Regions from separate parts of the Mus musculus genome. Here regions 2 and 3 are each linked to region 1. The links are chromatin loops, found by intact Hi-C in ENCODE. Cell type or tissue: heart. All regions are shown on one strand. Region 1 overlaps Samd12 (sterile alpha motif domain containing 12). Region 2 overlaps Samd12 (sterile alpha motif domain containing 12). Region 3 overlaps Samd12 (sterile alpha motif domain containing 12).

Region 1 (2,500 bases):
ATGGTATGTATTTGAGGCGATGGTACGTATTTGAGATGGATGCTACAGCGAGGGCAAGCAAGCCTGGAGAAGTCAAGCAAGGTCCTGTTGGCTGAGAGGTTCTCCTCTGATTCTATCATATGTTGGTTGTCCTCAGTAGCACTTGGCCAGGTTAGCCAAGCCTCAATAAATGAATCTGTATGCCAGAAAATGGTTTGATTTTCACTTAGGACAATCTCTACAATCTGGAATTTTGGCAGCTGTACCATTTAGCTCAACAAGCTCTATGTTATTTTAGATGAAGCCCAGTCTCGGCTATTTGATTCTGTTCACGTTTAAAGGTTTCTTTGAATCCAGCTGACTCCCAAGGGCCTGTTAGAGGCAACTGAATAGAAGGGCAATGTCACTAATTATTCTGTACCAGAATTTGAGTGATGTTCCCTGACTTGGAGGGGTTGAGGGGGAGGCGGTAGGGATGGAAGCATTGTCTGGTCAAAGTTCTTTCCCTAATCTATTAGCTTAATTAATAGTAACAATTACTGTAGTTAGTAATCAGGATGCTAATCTATTCTTATAATGTTTTCTGTTTTTCTTTACGTCCCACTTTTCAATGTCATCGCACTGGTTAAGATGAGTAACTGTGTCTTTGTTTCCACTTCAGTAGAGCTGTTAAATTAGTGAACCCAGGTTCCCTGATTTGCTAGAAAGAAAATCTGATTTCTCCTTTTCCTTTTACAACTCCGTCCACTGATGTCTGTGCTTTGCTGAGATGTGGGGAATGTCTAAGAAAAAAAAATAGCCATCCAGAGAGAAGGGAAGGGGCACACTGAACGAATGACATTGAACCATAACTGCCATGGAAGGCCTCTCTTCCTCTCTTCGCTCTCACACGGGACAGGCAGACAGTTTGAGTCAGAGCTGCCACTTCTGCACATGGAATGTGTCCAGGAGACTTGGCTGTTCCACATGTGTGGGCAGATTGGACAGCTCATCCTTAAAACATACTTAGGAATGGAGACTGTTTATCCTAGAATGGGTTACTAAAAGCCGTAGGCTAGAAGGAAATGTAATGCTACCAAAACCTCATCAAGAGTCACCTTCCTGGTATGCTCATCTTGAACAAAGAGCAGAAGCTACACATTCTCCTTTAGTCAATTTTTTTTTCCAGTTAAGTACAACCTTTTGTCAAAAAGTGGTTTTGCCTTTCTGTTATTTTTATAACATAAAGTAACTGATTATCCCTAATAATGTACATGTACACTCAAGGATTATCTTGTTATCTTTATCCTTTAAAGTAGTTTATCCTCAAATTATCCGAATGCAAAAGGAAGCATGGCCATGGTGGCCGTGTGCATCTTTATATCTGTCTTGTTCTGGGAGGGTACAAACTAAAACATAAAAGATCTGAAATACAGAGCTGTGTGGTGGTTCTCAATCTGTTTGAGAAATTATCCTTGGAAGAAATATTTGCGAAGGATTATTTACCTGCTTTGTCCTAAAGACTTCTCCTCAGTCTTTGTGGGCAGGACACTAGATGGTGAGTAGTTTGCAGTTCTCTTGAGTTCCTCCAGGGGGAGCAGTTACACCAACTAACGGTAGAGTTGGCTTTGCAATAGCTTTCTATAGAGTGATAATTAACATATGCAGAGAAAAGGTTTGTTTAGACCCACATTTTGAAGATTCAGTACAGAAGTAGGCAGACCCATTGCTTTGATCTTCTGTGGGTAGACCAAAGGATGGGGAACACTGGACAGAGCATCCACGCATCACTTACCTAGAGAGCAAAGCTGGGCAAAGGCGGAGGTTCCACAGTCACCTTGAGGGTACATGACAATGACCTACGATCAGGCTCCTGTTCCCACCTTTTAAAACTACCATCTCTGAACAGCGCCACTCGTGCAGCTACGTGAGATGGGATGAGAGACGCTAGTAATATTCTTTTAAAAAGAAATTTCTCCTTAGTCACACTGGACTCTAAATTGATCAGCTTGCTGTCCTTCTCTGTTCCAGAAGTGTGATCGACCTGGTCAGTGTCCCTGCAAACTCTAGAACACTCTGCTAGCTAGGCCTTAGGTACGTAGTATTCACTGGGACATTCTGTGGTGATAGAACCTAACCTTAGCAGTGCAGGCTTATGGAAAATATGAAGGGATTACCTCCCCATTTAAGGGGTCTCCAGTGGTCTTCCTCATCTATACCATGAACCCCACCCTTTAATATAAAGCTACTTTTAGTAATAGAATATATATTGAGCCTAACATTTCAAAATGAAAGGGCTGGTTGAATTCTATTCAAAGACTTCCAGAGTAAGAGTAAAGGTCAGATACTAAGTGTGCTAAATTGAGATGGATTAGGTATGAAGTAGACTATTTCTCAGACTGATGCTGAAAAGCTATAAAGGTATTCCCCACTCCTTTCTTTCTTAAAAATGGTAGGTGAATACTGAAACGTCACTAAGATGTTGTAGATTTGTTGTTGTTGATGATGATGATGATTTTCTTAAGACAAGAGTTCCATGTAT
Region 2 (2,500 bases), 220 kb after region 1:
TCTGCATACACTCATACGATCAGGTATACTATACACACCACCACCATCACTAACACACACACATACACACACACATACACAATGTACTCTTCACACTTCACTGTGCTCAGTGAACACATACAGCTAATGGCTACTGTATTCCAACAGTTAGAACACTTCAGTCACGCACACGCACACACACATACACATGCACACACACACACACACACACATACACACACATACACACACACACACACACACACACACACACACACACACACACACACACAAAGCTCAAGCTGCCAGTGAGTGCTACGGTAGGAGGTTGGGAGCCCTCAGACCTTGCTAGAGTGTGGTCCATGTATTAGTAACACTGAGTGGTCCATGTCTTCGTGACACTGGTATCATCCTAGAGAGCTTGTAGAATTCCATGATCAGCAATATGACAGCCTGTGGTTCATCACAGATTGAAAGTTAAGAAGCACTCGCTATGGTTACCCTCGGCTTTAAGAGTGTGCGCTGATGTTCATCATTGGCTGTCACCTCTGTTTGTTTGCTTTTAGCTTGCATAGCACTGTTCCCTGGAGAGGCTCTTCTAGGCCCTGTTGAGACTACACATTGAAAGGCGAATCACTAAGCAGCCTTGGAGACTCCCATAGAAGGGTGCTTCTCTCTTTCTCTTGAAAAAGCTTCAGGCACTGGAGAAAAAAAAAGTTTTTTTAATCATTCCTTCTCTAAAGAAGAGAAATCTTAGGTAAGGGTGCTTTTCTGTAAAAGGCCATGTTGGATTGGCCAACAGGGAACTCTTGACATTAAGTAAAGTGAAATAGTGCAAACAGGCGGAGAAGAATAGAGGAGTGAATGACAGAAAAAAACCGCAAGCAGGGAAAAAAAGAAAACCTGAGTTTGCTCAGACAGTTGGCAAGCAGGAAGCAAGTTGTAAGCTGGGTTACAGAAGCCCGGGTAGAGAAGCCAGGAGATAAACTAGGAAGCAATCCCCAGGATGTTCCCGGCCAGCTGGCTGATGTTGTAGAAGGGAGTTGCAACAGAGACTGGGATTGAACTTCAAAATATATCCCTGTGCTCTCTCTTTGATTCATTGTTGCTACTACCACTGGACTGAGTTTTCTATGGAAGGTTCGGTAGGCTTTTAGCATGGCTGTCAGAGTGCACTGACTTGAGACACTTACCTCTCTGTCCAGTGCAAAGGATGGAATCACTGAGGTTAGCCCAGACTAATTGGCTGTACCGATGGCATCCCTGCTGAGAGCAGCTGGCTGGATGGTCCTTTCTCCCAGAAGTGCATCATTTCATATTTGTGTGGTACAAGATGATCATCGGCGGCTCTCAGCTGGTATCTGGTTCACTAGAGCTGTGCATCAGAGGAGAGTGTTGCTATTCTAGGGGAAGTCATTTCTAAAGACTCAAGGCAATAGCTACCCTAAATGCTCACAGACTTTTAGATCACTACATATAGTGAAACCCCTATCCCACTTCTCAATAGAGAGGAAGAGCGGGCACTCCACCCCAGCTCCTTCCACTCAGACCTGAAGGAACTGCTAACTTTGCTCATGAAGCTGTCTTCATAGTTTCATATGAAAATTCATTCTCTCCTTCTACAAACACCTCAAGAGCAACTTTGATATCTCCCACATTTTCCCCCATGGCACAGAAAGAGACAAGAGATGCATTTTTCCCTGAAGGAATTTAAGGGTCATAACAATTTTCAGAAAGGCAGACTAGACATAATATCAGCCCCTACAACATGATCAGAAATTCAAATCCATGGTCCTACTCTAAAAGGAATGAATCCAATCCCTCCTATTTGGAGCACAGAAATATGTCCCGAGTTCCCTGAAAGACTTCTACACAACATGAAGTACTTACCTAGGGACAGATATGTTATCAATTGATGCTAATACATGACACAGCAGGTACGAATATAGTGTCATCATATGGATTCGAAACCCCACAAGCCCTATACCATCAAAGCAGTGTAGAACAAACACATCATCCAGTGTCCAAAGGAATATGTGCATGCAGAAGTCTGCAGGAAGCATGAGGTATTAGAAGGATGCAGCATGTCTGGGTCCCTGGGATGTTGCATAAGTTAGATAGCTCACACGGTTCTCAAAGCCTACTCTTGCCTGCCCTATTCTACAACCCAGCATTGGATCGCTGTTTTGTATTATATTCAGGATTCTTGTTATTTTGTTATATGAAAAAAAAAAAAACCAAAGCTATAAACCACATTTTCCCACAGCCGATACCACTTTTCTCTGTCTGAAGGACAAATAACTGCTCTTTAAATACTGGGGGAAAGACGTGGGTGTTTCATGGTCTACTGCCAAACTGGCTTCATGAGCATTACAGTAGCTCTTGTTACACATATAGCTTTCCAATCTTCCCACTGGACATTCGGAACCAGAGGGAGAGAACTAGACAAAGCAAAAAAATTAGAGAGCTCCCTGAGGTGAGTCTCACGCAGGCAAGTCGGAAGACCTGCAGTGCAAATGTC
Region 3 (2,500 bases), 220 kb after region 1:
CTCAGTGAGGGGGATACCCTTTAGTTTCTTGTGGACAAGGAGTGGTAGAAATGGAACCAGTACCCCCAAAACCACATACCTGATAGCAAAGCTTAGCTTTATGGCCACATACATCACTTTTGTCCTTCCCTTATCATGTAACTTCTTCCAAACGTACTAATTAATTGAGCGAACCTGTCTAAATCATCCGATCTTGATTTTTCTAATGGCATGCCTGTGAGGGTTCTAGAAGTTAGGAGTGATTTGGTTTTAAAGGTTTTGATTGCATTGAATATAAAAATCAAATAAGATGAGAAAATGATGACTGGAAGAGGGGTTTGAAATTCACCTCCTTTCCTGTGCAGACAAGAGGCCCTCTTAGGTTGGTTTTTATCTTGACCTATTTTGAGAGTGATATATTTGGCTCACAACCAAGAATAGAAAATAAGCAAAGATCTCTGCCTGCTAAAGCAACCTTAGCACATTTGACATTTCAAGCTGGAGAAGTCTTTCTTGGGGAACTCTCCTACGCATTCTTAGGTGTTTAGCAGTGTCTTGACCTCCACTCGCTAGATGGTAGTAGTAACCTCCATGAGTAATGACTGGAAATGTTTTCCATACAGTGCCAGTTGTCCCTCATGGAACAAAACCTGTACTCATTTGAGAACCACTACAGCCAAGCTATGAAAGACTATAAACTGTTAAAAGAGAAATGAGCTACCTTTCTGTAGGTAAAACTCGTCTACAGCACCCCATAGCTAGGATTTGTGTTTAATGAAAACTAGTTTACACAACACAATTACTTCTTTCTCTCCTCTACTCCTATTGGAGTTAGAGATTTTTTTTCCTAACATACAGTCCATCTTACAGTCAGTGGTTAGAGCAGATCTGGTTTCTGGCCTCAGCCCTATGCATTCTAGCCACAGGGCAGTGACAAACTCATGTACCTGCCCTCCTCTCTCAGGTGATTATGGAGACCCCTGAAATGGGACTGGTGTTCCAGCCAATGATTGTCTATAAAATCTTAGTAACCCACAGTGCCTGCTCAGTAAATCTTAGACCTGCTTACTGGCTGTTATTTTGGGCAACTGCAGCACTAACTCACACCTGATACAAATTACAAAAAATATATCCAGAAGCAATTCAGGCCCACCCCACCCCCAAAGACCTCAAACTTAACTTGCCTGAAAAACACATTCTTTCGTGAAGACATGTCCTTTGCTTTCTGAATAGAAGACTTTCCCAGGGAGAAGTCTTATTTGTTCCTTTCCCATCATGAGATGTGGAGTTACCTGACATCTTTCCTCTGAACGTGCCCAGCCTTCTTCCTTTGTTGCTGGGGTGAGAGGAGGTAACCCTGAACACTTAACTCCAAAAATCTGTTCCCGAGCCTTCTGCCAAGTTGCCTGTTGCCTGCCAGGCAAGTCACTGCCTGCCTTTGAAGTGTCAGAACCTCCCTTTATCAGGCAACTGTCTGAATGTCTGCTCTAATCTGGAGGAGAGTGGAACCAGAGTAGAGGGACTGTGGCCTGGAAGGTGGCAGGAAAGTGCAAAGGCCTGATATATGGGCATTCTGTTTCTTTTCCTAGCCTTTGAACATGGAGATATTTGTGTCTCTGATTTTCAATGGAACTTTGGGAACTGTGACAATAATAAAACAGTAGGCCCTCACCAGTTCTTTTTTACTTGCTAAGCATGGTGTCACATGCCTTTCCTATGAGCTCATTTTGTCATCAAGGCAACCCAATGAGGTGGCGAGTGCATTGCCTATTTTAAAGATGAAGCAACTAAGTTTTGAAAAAAAAAATTGTGGTTTTTACATCACACAGCTGGACTATGATGAGCCCGAGAAGTGAGCAGAGATCAGCCAGAACCCATGGCCTGGCCAATGCTCTCAATCGCTGGGTTTGAGAGCTTCGATATTTATGCCATACTCTGGACTAAATGCAATTGAGTCCAAGTGTGCAAACCCAATTGCTAGATTAAAAAAAAGAAAGAAAGAAAACCCAAAATGCGTCTTCATCAACATCATATCCATCAAAATTTTACAATTATACATTAAGCACTTACTATATATCTGATACTACATAGTGTTTAAATAAAACTCAGAGAAGATATGGCAGCATCCTCCAAAGGCTGAGGAGGAGGTTGAGGTATTGCTTCTTCGTAAGAGGCTTGGCAGGCACATACAAGTCCCGGGGTTTAGAAAGGGGGGTGATAATTATATTAAATAGAGGGTTTATAGGGGATTTGGTGATAGAAGTTTCAGAAGCCATACTATCACACAGGATGGAGTTCTTGACTAGATCTAGAAAGAGGGAAAAGTTTATAAAGAATGTGGCTCTTCGTTTCTTCCTCTCTTCGTCTCTTCTTCTCTTAGTCTCTTTCTCTTCGTCTTTTCCTCCGCTCTCTTCCTCTGCTCTCTGCCTCTCTCTCTCTCTGCGTCTCTCTCTCTCCCTCTCTGCCTCTCTCTGCCACGCTCTTCCTCTCTTGCTCCTGAGTAAGCAATAAAGCTTTGCCG

The links. Peaks named below come from ENCODE experiments on the same cell type or tissue, not always from the same donor. Only the 100,000 strongest peaks of a DNase experiment are listed, where the experiment ranks them.
Region 2: a loop joins it to region 1, with 2.1 times the contacts of the local background. A loop is called at or near these places in 2 of 42 quality-filtered maps.
Region 3: a loop joins it to region 1, with 2.5 times the contacts of the local background. A loop is called at or near these places in 2 of 42 quality-filtered maps.

Annotation. Positions count from the first base shown.
Region 1 is chr15:53,687,911-53,690,410 of GRCm38, reverse strand. All of the region lies in intron 3 of Samd12 (sterile alpha motif domain containing 12), which reads left to right. Among named protein-coding and RNA genes, the nearest start is that of Mir28c, 75 kb to the right of the region's middle. In heart, a CTCF peak has its summit at 1,544; no DNase peak of the experiment used is centred here.
Region 2 is chr15:53,471,356-53,473,855 of GRCm38, reverse strand. All of the region lies in intron 4 of Samd12 (sterile alpha motif domain containing 12), which reads left to right. Among named protein-coding and RNA genes, the nearest start is that of Ext1, 130 kb to the right of the region's middle. In heart, no CTCF peak of the experiment used is centred here; a DNase peak (open chromatin) is centred at 995.
Region 3 is chr15:53,466,507-53,469,006 of GRCm38, reverse strand. All of the region lies in intron 4 of Samd12 (sterile alpha motif domain containing 12), which reads left to right. Among named protein-coding and RNA genes, the nearest start is that of Ext1, 120 kb to the right of the region's middle. In heart, no CTCF peak of the experiment used is centred here; a DNase peak (open chromatin) is centred at 1,416; H3K4me3 peaks cover 477 bases; H3K27ac peaks cover 2,290 bases.